Regions from separate parts of the Homo sapiens genome. Here region 1 is linked to region 2. Evidence: chromatin contacts called from ENCODE Hi-C or POLR2A ChIA-PET data. All regions are on one chromosome and are shown on one strand. Each heading gives the region's core, a stretch centred on a gene start or an enhancer-like site at or near the end of the contact. The rest is flanking DNA. Distances are from core to core; before and after follow the strand shown. Region 1 overlaps MS4A4A (membrane spanning 4-domains A4A). Region 2 holds the start of MS4A7 (membrane spanning 4-domains A7).

Region 1 (7,449 bases), core at 624-3,123, 68 kb after region 2:
TATTGCAAGTTTATGGGATCAGGACTCAGAATCAGGAAAAGTAAGAGTTGTGGAAAATGGCAAATTTTAAAAATAGTTAATTTAAGATAAACTACAGATTTCTAATGGTCAGTGGGAACACCCGAGATGATTCTTCCCCAAATTGTTCCATGCTCTATAATCCAATTTACTGAGTAATGTAAGTGTAACACATCACTGTTAGAACTGTTGATTTGCCTCTAACTTTGCATACAGTATTATCATTTTACAACCTCAAATGTAAAAATACCTATTATAACTGTTATAACAATGAGCCCTTTGAGACTTCTCTTACATTTACGAGTGGGTTTAATTTGATTTTATAAATATAAATTACTTTTAATAGTTGGATGCATGTTTTCTCAATAGATAGCAGTTTTTGTAGCAATGCTGATTATAGTACACTTACCAGTTGCTTATTATTGATCGCCCGTTTCTTTATCATTGACTGAAAAAATACACAAGCCTCAATATTCTTTAATCTTTAATTATCCTTACTTTTCTTATAATCTTTGATATTTAGGACTGGTAGAGAAGAGAAATTAGATTTTAGAGGAGAAAGGGGACAGAAATATTTGATAACACAAATTTAACTTAGCGTGAAGCCTTCATTTTGCCTCAGTGAGTCTAAGACAAAAAAAAAACCCAAAAATACTGGATTCAAATTTTTTAAAAAAATCATTTTTAGTCACAGATATCTTGCATCTACCTGAAGAGCTTGGACTACTTATAGTTAGAAGTTATCAATAATATCACTTTATATACTCAAGACCTTATAACTTTTTTTTTCCAATTATTTACAAGGCGAAGTGCGGTCCCAAGATGCTTCCCTCAATGATGAGTTCAACTTTAACCATACCATCCCAACCGTATCAACCACTACTAAGGCAATTCTTGGCCCAACTTCAACCCAGCAGGGGAGCCTCTTGCAATCATTAAGCAGACAGGGAATCAAACTGGGCAACATGGTGAAACACTGTCTCTACAAAAAATAGAAAAAGTAGCTGGGTGTGGTGGTGCACACCTGTAGTCCCATTTACTTAGGAGGCTGAGGTGGGAGGATGGCTTAAGTCCAGGAGGCAGAGGTTCTAATGCACTCCAGCCTGTGCAACAGAGCCAGACCCTCTCTCAAAAAAAAAAACAAAAACCTATGAAACAATAATTATTTTTATTGTAAAAGTAGCAAAAGGAGACAAAGTCTCATGGACATTTTCCTACTGCTTTCTAATCACATATAGATAAAACCAAGAATAACCAAATGAAGAATAAATTTCAAATCACATGACATGAAACAAGTGCAGGTAGTCTTGTCTAAAAGTTGGAATCATAATATCTTGCACTAATAGCACAAAATATTTGCATGAACTTTTTACAACTAAAAATGCACTAATCTTAGGTTGCTTATGTAAGTGTTAAAAAAATTATGTATGCACTAATTATCACCAAGAGAAGGCACTCTCTTACCATTTTAAACAATCTCAAAGCAATATATCAGGATATAAGTCAGGATATTTTAAAAATCCAAGAAACAACAAAGAATCACGTGATGTAAGGACTATGTAGGATTTATATGAGCTTTGGCTTTTATTCTGAATTAGAGAGGAAGCCGTTGAAGGATTTTGCCCAGTTATTGCACTATCTGAATAAATCTCTTTCCTTGTCTTTATATATTTAAAACCCCAGGGGTTGGGCCAACTCCGGGTAAAACTTGACTTGGAGACTCAAAAGAATTACATTAGGGTCTGATCGTTCACTTGGAACTTCTCAGTTCTGCTTTTGTCTGTGAGCATCTGTCTGTCACGGGGCTGCTGATGGCAGCAAACTTACGTCCTCACAGCTCCAAACCCAACAGGAAAGAGGAAAGATGGGGAGACCATTTCTTGGTCAGTGAAGTGAAAATGATGAGATTAATTTTGATTGGAAATGTGTCAGTCATTCACACAATTGTTTTTTCCTAGGTCACAAGGCTACCAAAGAACTTCACTCTAGCTGAGTTGATGTAATTCTGCCACTTCCCAGATGTAGGACACAGGTCAACTCCTGAAATTGGGGGTTGGGTGAGCTCCACCCTTGTACATAAATTAAGAGTTAGATAATGGTGATTTTTTGGAGGAAATCAGGCCATCATTATCAGAACAAATGGGGAATAAATGCCGAGTACAAAATCTGCCAAGTATTAATACAATATTGAAGAAATAAAACAAGTAGGATATCAGTACATACACAATAATTAAAAGATTGGAATTAGGTACATACATAGACCAATATCTCTTTATGACATGGTAAAATATTAACAGTTGGCCGGGCGCGGGGGCTCACGCCTGTAATCCCAGCACTTTGGGAGGCCGAGGCGGGCGGATCACGAGGTCAGGAGATCGAGACACCATCCTGGCTAACACGGTGAAACCCCGTCTCTACTAAAAATATAAAAAATTAGCCGGGCGCGGTGGCGGGCGCTTGTATACAGTCCCAGCTACTCGGGAGGCTGAGGCAGGAGAATGGCGTGAACCGGGGAGGCAGAGCTTGCAGTGAGCCGACATAGCGCCACTGCACTCCAGCCTGGGCGACAGAGCGAGACTCCGTCTCAAAAAAAAAAAAAAAAAAAATTCAAAAAAAAAAAGAAAGAAAAGCAATAGTATTAAGTTCTATTTGGTGGTTCTTGCTAATTACCTTCCAACTTTCAACCAAGAAGATAGAATGTCTTAACTGACTTTTACCACACCTTATCCATCCCTGGAGCTGGAGAAAGTAGACAGGTTAGCACTGATAGAAGGAGGGACTTACATTCCCATGAAAAGCGTGCATGGAGAAAGGTGGATACAATAGATATGTGAGTGTAGGGCAGAATGAGAAATCTAGAAATACTATATACTGAATTGGAAAATACGAATATCCGTGCAAATTCAATAATTTTTATCTTATCATAATGAAAATATCACTTCCTCAAAAAAAAAACTTTCCTGGGTACATTCTAATGACTCATCTCTCACCACCACTACAGCAGCCACTCTCTAGCACATTAATTCTTCCAGTTAGCTTCTAACAACATATAAAAAGGTTTTGATTGTTTATATGTTAATCTATGTCCTGTCCCATAAAAGTTTTAACCTACAAGAGAGGAAGGATGTTCTCTCTCTTATTCACCACTATTATCTTATATATATAAGATATTATCTCTCTTACCACTATTTTCTTATATGCTTAAAACAATGTCTGCCTCATTACAGATACTTTACAGATATATGCTGAATAAAATGATAAATTGATATATATATCTAATACATATCTATTTACATATATACATGTATATATATTAATTAAAACTTTCGTGGCTCCATATGTACCAGTCAGAGTCCTGGTTTTTCTACCTTTGTTATACCAAGTAATTATCATAGGTGTATGGGCCAGACAATATTATTACTACCTTCCTAAAAAGAAATATGAAGCACAGAGAAATTTTGTGGCATCTTCATAGCTACATAAGTAGTAAACAACAAAGATGGGATAGCAAGATGAAAACCCAGGGTTGTCTGTTTAGAAAACCCACATTATTTACCACCATACTGTATTTTTGACATCAACGCTTAGTCTCTTTCCACCATATTGCATCTGAAAAGGAAGTAGGTAGCACATGAAAGTATTGCTTCTAATTTGATTTATTTTTGCTCTGCAATAAAAACAAACGTATTTAACAAATACCATATGTTGCACATTTCCATATATGATTAAGATATAATTATGCCCAGTAGAAGGTGGGAGAAGGGAAAGGAAGAAGATGAAATAGAAAATATAAGTTGAATCTGATGCTTAATATGATTTTTACTCCATGTATACTTTTACTCAAATGATAGCTCGTGCACATGCAAGGACGGGCTGTGCTACTTCAAGGTACTTTCTATGGGGAAAGAAAAGCAGGAGAAGGAAAAAGGGAGGGGGAGATGGCCATGCATCTCCACTTCCTGAAGGAAAAAGCACTTTGGTCCCCATAGGTAGGAGAAAAAAAAAGTTAAATAAATGGGAGGGAAGTATGTGTTTTGCATGGAGGCCTCATTTTAACAATATCTTTTTTTTGCTCTTCTGCTTCCAAACCTTATTTGCCAATGTAATGCCTTTATATAAAGTTCTTATGATGAATGAAAAACTTTCAAGTGCTGTTGCCTCATTAAATGCATTATTTATTAATTTAACTTCTAGTACTCTCGATAAAGAGCCAGTGAAATGAGTTATTGAGTTCCAGGGAAAAAAATGAGAACATAATTTTGAATTTATTATCTCTCTATACACACACAGTTCATAATTGGATTACATATAATAATAATATCAACAAGTCTATCAGTATCGAAGTTGGATACTGGTAATTTCTCATGTGAGGCTCTTGTGTCACAGTCAGCATAGATTTCTGGAGCATTTGTCTGTTGATCTTTTGGTGGCCTCAAACCTCATTAAGTGGTGTGGGAGATGCTGTTTCTGCCATGTGAGAATGTGATGGCAGAATTAACACAACCTGTGAAACAATCAGAATGCCAAAGGTGAGTCACCCAAATCACCTCAGAGTGCCCCTTTCCTGCCCACATAAAGTCATCATTATCAGAGTTTACTCTTTTCTTCTCTGATTCATTCTCAAGATCAAGTATGTGGGGTTTCTCAGTCACTCTCTTGATCAGGCCTGATTTAGGACACAACATTCAGTGATAGCTCTTGACCTGAGCTGCTGATGACCACTGCTCTGGTCTCGCAAGTGGATCAATATTACGTGTGGATGACAGTGCACAGTACGTTGGGTAAACCAAGGTGTTATGAAAAATATGGGGCTCTTCTTCCAAACCAGGTTGTTCATGCTGATGACATCAACATACCCAAATCATGATTTGCTAGTTATGAATAATACATTGCAAAAACCACACTGGCCCACACATCACAAAACTAAGAAGAGTTCTGGTTATTCTTCCACAAAGTCAGTGTGACATAGGGTTGGTGGAAGAACAGGAAGAGATAGAGACCTAGCTATCATATGCCCCAAAACCACTGCTTTTCTGAATTCACATCAGGAGATTAGAAAACAACATTCCCCAGCACCTATGCTAAGAGCTGAAGGGAACACAAGCTTAAATATTATGACATGAAACTTACGAAAGAGTTTGCCTCCATGTCCAAACGTTTCACTCAATGAAAATAAAAAGCTTTACTCAATGAAATTATAAAATCATTGGTAATTGCTGAGAATCTCTCCCTTCTCAGGTTTTACAATGCAAAAACCCACTATTAGAGTTAATGTGCTATAGTCAATCTCTCTTCTGTGAGGAAGGGCTGTGGGGGAGTGGGATGTGGAACCCCCACTCTTCTGTGAGGAAGGCCTGGGAACCTCAAAAGAAGACAAAGAGGTGCAAAATGATGGAGAAGGGCACCAGAAGAACCGTCTCATCAAACTATGATTATTTTATTATTTGGCTGTTGGTTTTGTCTGCCTGTGGGCCTTTGGGTAATGAAGCTAATGAGTAGCTGTTGGGGTTTTACTATCCATTTCCTCATTCTGGAACCTTCAACTCTTGGAGGATATCCCTCCCCATTCTTCCTAGAGCTTCTTTCTTGGTCTCTTCTTTCCTTCCATTCCCTGCTTTCCTCTCTCTGTGTGACATTCTTTGGGTTTAGCTGCCAGGAGCAGCATCAGCTGCAGGTCTCAGGGTAAAAGAGTGGGCAGGTGGGCACAGACTGATAGAGAAGTCTGAGATCATGATATTTCATGGAAATATACCAGGAAAAGTTGTTGTAATAGGATAATGGAATAAAATAAAATACTTTTTGGGGACCTCTTCATTGTGAAATATCCTCATATCTGGATTCAGAGGTTATGCACTTCGAGGGAGAAAGGAAGGGGAAAAAGAGCTTTTATGTAGCTACTGTGCGAGGCAGAGTTCTAAGGTGACACTCACTGAACCCTTGTGATTCCCTTCTCTCAAGTGTGGATGGAACCTGTGTATAGGATGAGATACAAGTCCTGTGTGTAGGTACTAACTAGTTGACTTTCAGTTTATCAAGAAAGGCATTATTCTGAATGGACCTCATCCGTTCATGTGAACCCTTTGTGAGAGGATTAAAGCATTAGCAACCGGCTGATTTCAAAGATAAAATACATTGTCATGAGTTCTCCAACTGAGAGGAAATGAATTCCACCACATTAGTATGGAAGAGAATCAGAAGCTCCAAGCAAGGCCACAGCCCCAGCCAACTCCCTGATGACAGCCTTGTAAGATCCTGAGTCAAGGACATACTTCAGCTGGGCTCAGACTCTTGAACCATGGAAACTGAGAGATAATGAATGTGTTCTGTGTTAAGACTCTAAGTGTGTGTAATCGATTACACAGCAATAGAAAACTAATACAGTCATCTTCAAATGAAGGCCAATACTCACCCCACCAGGGGTACAACAGAGCACTTTACATCCAAAGGCAGAGAGGGACACAGCAATGCAGAATTCCAGCACACTTAGGAGGAGCACCATGCCATCCAGACCCTAGGAGAAAACTCATAACAAAGGAATGTGAGAAATGGAGATGACAAGTGAAAACATTTCCCAGTAACCACAATGTCATAAGAGAAAAAGCACTGGCTGGGAGTCAGGAAACCTGCCTCCCAATGGCAGCCATACCCTTGACCAATTCTTGATCTGCTGAAGTAGCTTCTCACTTTTTTCACTGATAAAATAATCACAGACATTTATTCCCTAGTTCAGCACCTCCCAGTGCTATTGTGGGCATGGAAGATGAAAGTGCTTTAAAAAGTTAGGAAGGTAGTATAAAGATAATTGTCATCATATCCTATTGAGTACTAGAAACTCATATCATTGAGAAAATACTATGATTCCATATCTTAGTAATTGTAAGCAGAGAATCTAATCCTCAGCTTCTGGAGATTAGAATGCAGACCTCCCTGGGGGACCATTGTTCTTTTTGAACAGCGAAAAGGATTAAATTTGCAGATGAAATTAAGATTGCTTATTAGCTGATATAAGAGAATTTTCCTGGATTATTCAGGTGGGTTCAAAATAACCATAAAATCCATATAAGTGGAAGCAAGAGCCAGAATAGAGTTCAAGAGAGATTTGAAGATGCTACATCGCTTGATTTGAAGGTAGAAGATGGGATGACAAACCAAGCAACATAGGCAGCCTAAAGAAGCCAGAAAAGGCAATAAAACTTTTTGTTGCCTAAGCCTTCAGAAAGGAGTATGGCCTTGCCAACACTCTGATTTTAGCCTAGTGAGACCCACTTGGAACTTCTAACCTCCAGAAACATAAGATAACCAAACTGTGTTGTCTTAAGACACTAAATTTGTAGTAATTTGTTACAGTAACAATAAGAAGCTAATACAACAATGAACATCAAGTAGGTCAGTCTTTAATCCATCTGCCCAGAGCACTGGCTTTAGGGCTAG
Region 2 (7,001 bases), core at 2,150-4,649:
TAGAATCTCTTCCTAGTGAGGGAGATGGAAAAGTGCACTGGGATGGGAGTCCAATGCCTAGGCATCTAGTTGCACATCTGACCATATGTCTTGGAGTCCAGTCGTGTGTTCAGATCCCATATCCACCAGTTACTGCTAAACTCACCCTGGGCAAGGTATTTTCACCACTTCATAGGTTTGTGGTACAGGTTGGATAAGATGACACATATAATGGACTCAGCATAGGGGGAGGCATGTGATAAACTCCCAAAACATATCAGTTTTATCTAATATTCATTGGAAGCCCAGTTCTGATATTGATGAGCTGGCCGTAGGCAGGATACTTTCCCTCATTCATCCCCAGTTTCCTTATCTGTAAAATAAGGATAATGACACTATCCTGAAGGACTCTTGTGAGGATTTGAATGACACACGTGAGTGTCTTTTGTTGTAACTCTCTGAGTTTTATCAGGTGTTCCATAATAGTCGATCCATGTTTGGACCTCCATTTTATTTCTACTCCTAGATCTGTGCCTTAGTCTAGTTTCTCATGCTCTCCGGGCATGAGATACTTTATCTGAAGAATTATTAAACCTAAAGTTCTCTTTGTTTAAGGAGATAGTTTTCATTTCTTGGAATTTTGAAATCTGGGTAGAAGTGTGGGTGAGGTTACATGTCCTATGAGGGGAATAATGTTGAAGCTGAATCCCTGCAGTGGAGTCAGGGTGAGCCTTCCAGCACATCTTTAAAGCCAGAGAAGGAGAAAAAGTGTCAGGCTTAGAGAAATTCTAGGTTCCAGAATCAAACAGTAGTTCATGATAAAATGATAATCATTGCTAACATTGATTGGGCACGTACTATGAATGTGGCATTCTATTAAGAGCTTTGTGACAGTCTCATTTAATCTGCAGTCTCAGAGATGGGTGCTGAACTTTGAAGATAAGAAAAATGAGGCTTGGAGAGGTGAAATAGCTTGTGCAAGATTGCTTATCTAGCAGGTAGTGGAGGCAAGATTTGGGCACAGGCCATCTAACACCAGAGCTCTTCTATATCCCTGTAGGTTTGTTCTTGCCCGGCTAGCTACAACTGATTCTCATCCTCTCTATTCTTCCTCCCCTATTGTTGAAGCATTGGCTGCCACTCATCAGTTCCATATCCTCTCCCAGGGACATTGCTGATCTTAGGGAATATAGGTTGAAGATTTCTTTTTCCCAACTTGCTTTCATGTTGTAGAAACTTGGCTTTTACCTTGCTCTGTGTGGCTCAATAGCCCAAATATACCAACTAGACTCCTTCCTACTAGTCTTCGTCACCAGCCTCCTGAGTTCTGGGTTCCTTTCTTTATTTTTCGAATCTCATACCTAAGGACTGCAGAAAATGCTTGATTCTCAGCCTGAAGCTAGGACTCGAAAGTTTAATTGATACTTTCAGGCTATAGCCTATCTGATACCATGAACATTTATTTTCCTTTGTTATTTCTTAACTGTTTGTTCTGTTTGAAAGAGTGCATAAAGTACCACCATTACAAGGGAATACAGTTTGAAGAAGAAAACAAATTAGCTCCTTAACTTTCAACTGCCACCCGATCACTCTTGTTTCCTATGCACATATTCTTTACATTCTCTCTTCCCATCTGTCACTTTATCTCTCTCCTCTTTATATATGTTCACAGACATTCACAATTCTACGGAAATAGTCATTCTATCCATGCCATTTTATAACTGTTCTTTTTGTACTCAACATTATTCTGTAGACATCTTTGACCGATGAATAGAAATAATAAAAAGCCTAAATTTAAAAGCAAATGATAGATTCTGATACATGGCACAACATGGATGAACCTTGAAGACAATATGGCAAGTGAAATAATCCAGTCACAAAAGGACAAATATTGTATGATTCTACTTATGTGAGGCACCTAGAAGAGTCAAATTCACTGAAAGTAGAATGGTGGTTGCCAGGGGCTGGCGGGAGAGGGGAATGGAAAGCTATTGTTTAATGGGCACGGAGTTCCAGTTTGGGAAGACAAGAAAGTTCTGGAGTTGGGTGGTGGTGATGGTTGCACAATGGTGTGAATGTGCTTAATGCCACTGAACTGTACACCTAAAAATGGTTAAGGCTGGGTGCAGCGGCTCATGCCTGTAATCCTAGCACTTTGGGAGGCCGAGGCGGGCAGATCACCTGAGGTCAGGAATTCAAGACCAGCGTGGCCAACATGGTGAAACCCCGTCTCTACTAAAAAAATACAAAAATTAGCCAGGCATGATGGTGAGTGCCTGTAATCCCAGCTACTCAGGAGGCTGAGATGGGAGAATCGCTTGAACCTGGAAGACAGTGGTTGCAGTAAGCCGAGATCACGCACTCTAGCCTGGGTGACTGAGCAAAACTCTTTCTCAATTAAAAAACAAACAAACAAACAAACAAAAAACAACAAAAAAACACATGGTTAAAAGGCTACAATTATTTTAAGCATATTTTACTACAACCAAAAAGCCAAATGGTATATTTAAATAAATGGAGGTCTCTAGATTCATTTAATCAATCACATGTTCATGACTATTTAGGTGGTTTCTATTTTTTCTTTTTGCCACTATGAACAATGCAATAATGAACATCTTTGCACTTTTGTGATACCTCCTGCATTTAATTATCTCACAGTGATGTATGGAAGTGGAATTATTACATTTAAATCTATGACACTTGAATTTAGATACACGTTGCTACTTTTAGAAGGAATCCTATATAACCAAGATTCTTTATGTTTCACAAAAGTCTCCAGACTGATGCTATCATCTCCAAACACCACAGTCTGAGAGGATGCTTTGTCCTTCCACATTCGCCTTGAGGAGATAGACTGGAGGGACCCACAGCTTTCAAGACAGCTCTAAAATCCGTGCTTTGAAGATAAATCATGACATGGAGGTCAACAGCTCTGCCCAGCAATTTTCTGTATTACAGAATTAGAGTAGGACCATGGGGTTCTAATGCAAGATTCAGTCTAATTGCACAGTATTTGTTGAGAGTAGACTCTGTAAGACTGAGTGACACACCAGGAGAATGCAGAACATTGAGGAAAATCACCTCAATGAGGGAAACCTAAGAATGGTTTTACCCAATTTTCTTATTTGACAAGTGAGTAAACTGAGACCCAAAAAGGGGACTGAGCTGACGCTCCAACTCACACAGGTGGTCAGAATCAGAGACAGGATGATAATCCAATTCCCTGGCTGTCTTTTCAAAAGCACACAATCTTCCCCAAAAGTCATGATCTAAACCAAGGTGTCTACCTGTTCTCGCAGCCTGGTCCTGTGTGCTGTGGCTGGGGATCAGCTCACCTCTGGGGAGCGCTCAGCTGGAACCTCCCACTGGCTGTTCCTGCCAGAACGATCTTGGTGCTCTGCTCTCCAGCCTCTGAGACTTCCTGTCCCTTTCTTAGAGCAGTATTTATGATTACACAGGATGTGAATTTTGCTGTAGTTACAGACAGTTGATATATAAAAAGTGCCTCTGCTTCCTCTTTCTAAATTCTGAGGTCTGGCAAAATGACACAAGATAGAAGTGACACATGAGAAAAAGACCTTTGTGCAGACTAGTGATTTGTACGGTCCCAGTTAAAATTCATTTTCCCTACTCCTACATAGAATTATTTAAGTCATCTAGTTTTGCTTAGCCTGAGTTTTCTTGTCTATTAAATAAATGGTGGATGGATAATAATAATTCCACTCTGTGGGTGTTGGGAGAATTAAAGAAAAAAGATGCAAAGAGTTTACAAAAAGTAGACAATAAATATTGATAATAGTAATGTTAGTTTTGAATTTTGGAGAATCTATTCTCTCACTTTCCAGGCTCTTGGTAAGCTGAAAGCAACCTGTGGAAAATTCCGTGTCTCCTTGTTACTTCTTTTGGGTGTTTCCATTCTCCATCTTTGGCCTCATGCTCAGGGAAGTCCAGGCACATCTTGGGAAAGATGCCAGTGGATTGGCCTCAGAGGCAGAGTCATCAGGCTCCACACAAGCTCATATTTGGGGAAGTATTTGTTGTTGAGGGGACACTGTTGCCACTTTCACATCCCTTTTAAGGCTTCTTGTAGACTAGCCATTGTTCAGAAGGGTAGGGTTTAAGATGGCTCTGGGACATGCAGCAGCTGGCGGCACAACATGCTCCATATACAGTCTCCATTTCCTGAAGGGTGGCAAGGCTATCCCCTAAGAGAGGAGCAAACCTAAGCCTGGGAGATTTAAATAACTCATAAACTACTTGGAGGGTATTTTAGTCCAGTTCTTCTCCAAATGAGGTGATATTGCTGAAGGAATCTGCCCCCAGTCACATGTCTAGTCTGTGGAAGAGGCAGGAATCTAATTCACATCTCTTGGCACTGAGGTCTGGGCTTGCTTCATGGCAAGAGTCTGCCATTTGGTCAACATCTTTTTTTTTTTTTGAGATGGAGTTTTTTGCTCTTGTTGCTCAGGCTGGAGTGCAATGGTGCAGTCTCAGCTCACTGTAACCTCCACCTCCCAGGTTCAAGTGATTCTCCTGCCTCAGCCTCCCCAGTAGCTGGGACTATGGGTGCCCACCACCATGCCTGTCTAATTTTTGTATTTTTACTAGAGACAGGATTTCACCATGTTGGTCAGGCTGGTCTCGAACTCCTGATCTCAGGTGATCCACCTGCCTTGGCCTCCCAAAGCTGGGATTACAGGTGTGAGCCACTGTGCCCAGCTTAGTCAACATCTTCATATCCACAACAAGCACTGTCTTTGCTTAAGAAAACTTCCAGGATCCAGACCTTCCTCTGGGTCTATGACCTGTTTTGACCAAATTGTTAAAGAACCTTGGTCATTTGGGCTTCTTTCACACTTCTGAGCCTCAGAAGGAATTCGTGAGAAAATCAGTTAAATATCCAGTTCACTTTCTCATAAAATTTGAAAAAAGATTTTTCAGAATTGTTGTGAGGATTAAGTCAAATAACATAAAAGTCCCCACCATAGAGCCTGACATAAATGAACCATTAAGAAAATCTGGTATTTCTTGTCCAACATCTTCTCCCACCCCCTTTAGAGAAAAGTGTATTTTATCTCTAGATTGATCTCTGATCTCTAAGTGTAATCTATGTTTACTCTAAATTCATGCTCTTTTCCATTGATGGAAATCTCCTCAGCCCTTTGCAAACAGTCCTGGTGCTCTAGACAGGCAAGTGACTCACAGTCCTAGTGCCTACTTCAAGGATACGATCTCCCCGCCATCCCCACCCCAAGCAGACCATGAAGCTAGTAAAATGGAAATGCGTCTTATATGTTGGAGGACTCTAACAGCCTTGGACAGACTAACTGTATTTTTTTTCTCTAGCAGTGGAGATGACGGGCTGGGGCTAGGGCACAAGGTCTGGTTATCCAGAGAGAGATTCCTTGGAGCAGTGTTCATAGACCCCCCTGATGTTTGACTTGGTTATTGGCTCCACTCACGGAATTTTCTCCCTGTTTCTTAGAATCTCGTATCACGCCACCGGAATGAAAGTGAAACGATTTTTCCCCCCAACTTCAGCATTTTACAGGTGGGGAAACTAAAGGCCAGGGATTGCTTAGGGAGTTAGTAGTGACTGGGCTGTGGCTGATTCATGCAGTTTCTATGTCTGTATTATTTCAGTGTTTTCTTTATGCCTTTGCAGTTCTTTAATACACAGGTAATGACTCTTTCTAGCAAGTATTCTCTGCTAAAATAACAGAAGGTTTCTGTCTTTTGGCTGATAACCTAAATTACAGAGAGGTTAAGTAACTTACCCTGTCACACACCCTAGAAAGTAATGAAGTCTAGATTTGAATCCAGGTAATCTTAATTCAGGGACTGTGCTCTGTGATCGTTTTTTTTTTTTTTTTTTTTGACGGAGTCTTGCTCTGTTACTCAGGCTGGGGTGCAGTGGCGGGATCTCTGCTCACTGCAAGCTCCGCCTCCCGGGGTCACGCCATCCTCCTGCCTCAGCCTCCCAAGTAGCCGGGACTACAGGCGCCCGCCACAACGCCTGTTTAATTTTTTATATTTTTAGTAGAGACGGGGTTTCACTGTGTTAGCCAGGATGGTCTCGACTCCTGACCTCGTGATCTGCTCGCCTCAGCCTCCCAAAGTGCTGGGATTACAGGCGTGAGCCACTGTGCCTGGCTGGGACTGTGCTCTTAACTGCTATATTATTACTTCCAGGAACTTGCTTTACTGGTCATCTGGACTTGAACAGTAAATCCCCAAACCTGGTGTGAGACCCTACCTTCCAAGTGAAATACAAACAAATGGTTATTTCCTGGTGCTCTTGATATCAGAATTGCTGGGACTCACCATTCAGTGATGATGAATAGGGCAAAAGAATGCAATTATCTCAAATGGGGATGAGGCTGAGCATCTCTAGCTTTGTATAACTGGAGGCTACACATGACAATGGGCATGATGGGATGACTAAGCATGGGGGAGTCTCTTTCTACACCATCCTCAGCAGCTCTGCCAGGTTTCTGCCTCTCTTGGTCTCTGCCTCTGCTGATCTCGCCATGCACACAGCAGGCCTCGCGTAGTACTTCACAGAAAATCTCCTTACTGAAAAGGTGTAGGGCACAACATTCCTTTAAAAAATTCCACATGAAAAATATTCCTCACTTTTCATTGAAATACCACAGTTTGAGTGCTTCTTCTGTGCCAGGCTGTGTTCTAGGTGCTTGGATTGCATCAATGGACAGAACAGAAAAAACCACCTTCCTCTATGGTGTTTTCATTCTCCTAGAATGTTCAAATAGAACAGTGAGGAAGCATACTACATAGTCCTAGTAATAAGCCTAGTAACAAGGTGAATAGACCAATGGAACAGAACTGATGTTAAGAATAGCATTTTACTCAGGATTAAGAAACTGACTCAAAACCACTCAACTACATGGAAACTGAACAACCTGCTCCTGAATGACTACTGCGTACATAAAGAAATGAAGGCAGAAATAAAGATGTTCTTTGAAACCAACGAGAACAAAGACACAACATACCAGAATCTC

The links. A loop is a pair of places that touch in the nucleus more often than their neighbours do. ChIA-PET counts read pairs that join two places held with the same protein, here RNA polymerase II (POLR2A). Pooled maps may share reads with other maps.
Region 1: a loop to region 2 is called in a pooled map, with 2.8 times the contacts of the local background. The contact joins the enhancer-like site here to the promoter of MS4A7 in region 2. A Hi-C loop is called at or near these places in 2 of 37 single-sample maps with no recorded cell type and 8 of 50 pooled maps. POLR2A ChIA-PET finds 5 or more read pairs at or near these places in 2 of 52 experiments (GM10248 and activated B cell).

Annotation. Positions count from the first base shown.
Region 1 is chr11:60,305,180-60,312,628 of GRCh38, reverse strand. It overlaps MS4A4A (membrane spanning 4-domains A4A), which reads right to left. Exons shown (of 7, transcript NM_148975.3): 6 at 6,428-6,529; 7 at 3,659-4,522. The coding sequence ends at 4,451. Among named protein-coding and RNA genes, the nearest start is that of MS4A6E, 18 kb to the left of the region's middle. Within about 2 kb of position 1,873, at least 4 of the 41 ENCODE cell types and tissues checked have a DNase peak (open chromatin) inside an H3K27ac peak, as active enhancers do.
Region 2 is chr11:60,374,930-60,381,930 of GRCh38, reverse strand. It overlaps MS4A7 (membrane spanning 4-domains A7), which reads right to left and starts at 3,399. Exons shown (of 7, transcript NM_021201.5): 1 at 3,267-3,399. RefSeq lists enhancers at 3,398-3,447, 4,128-4,367.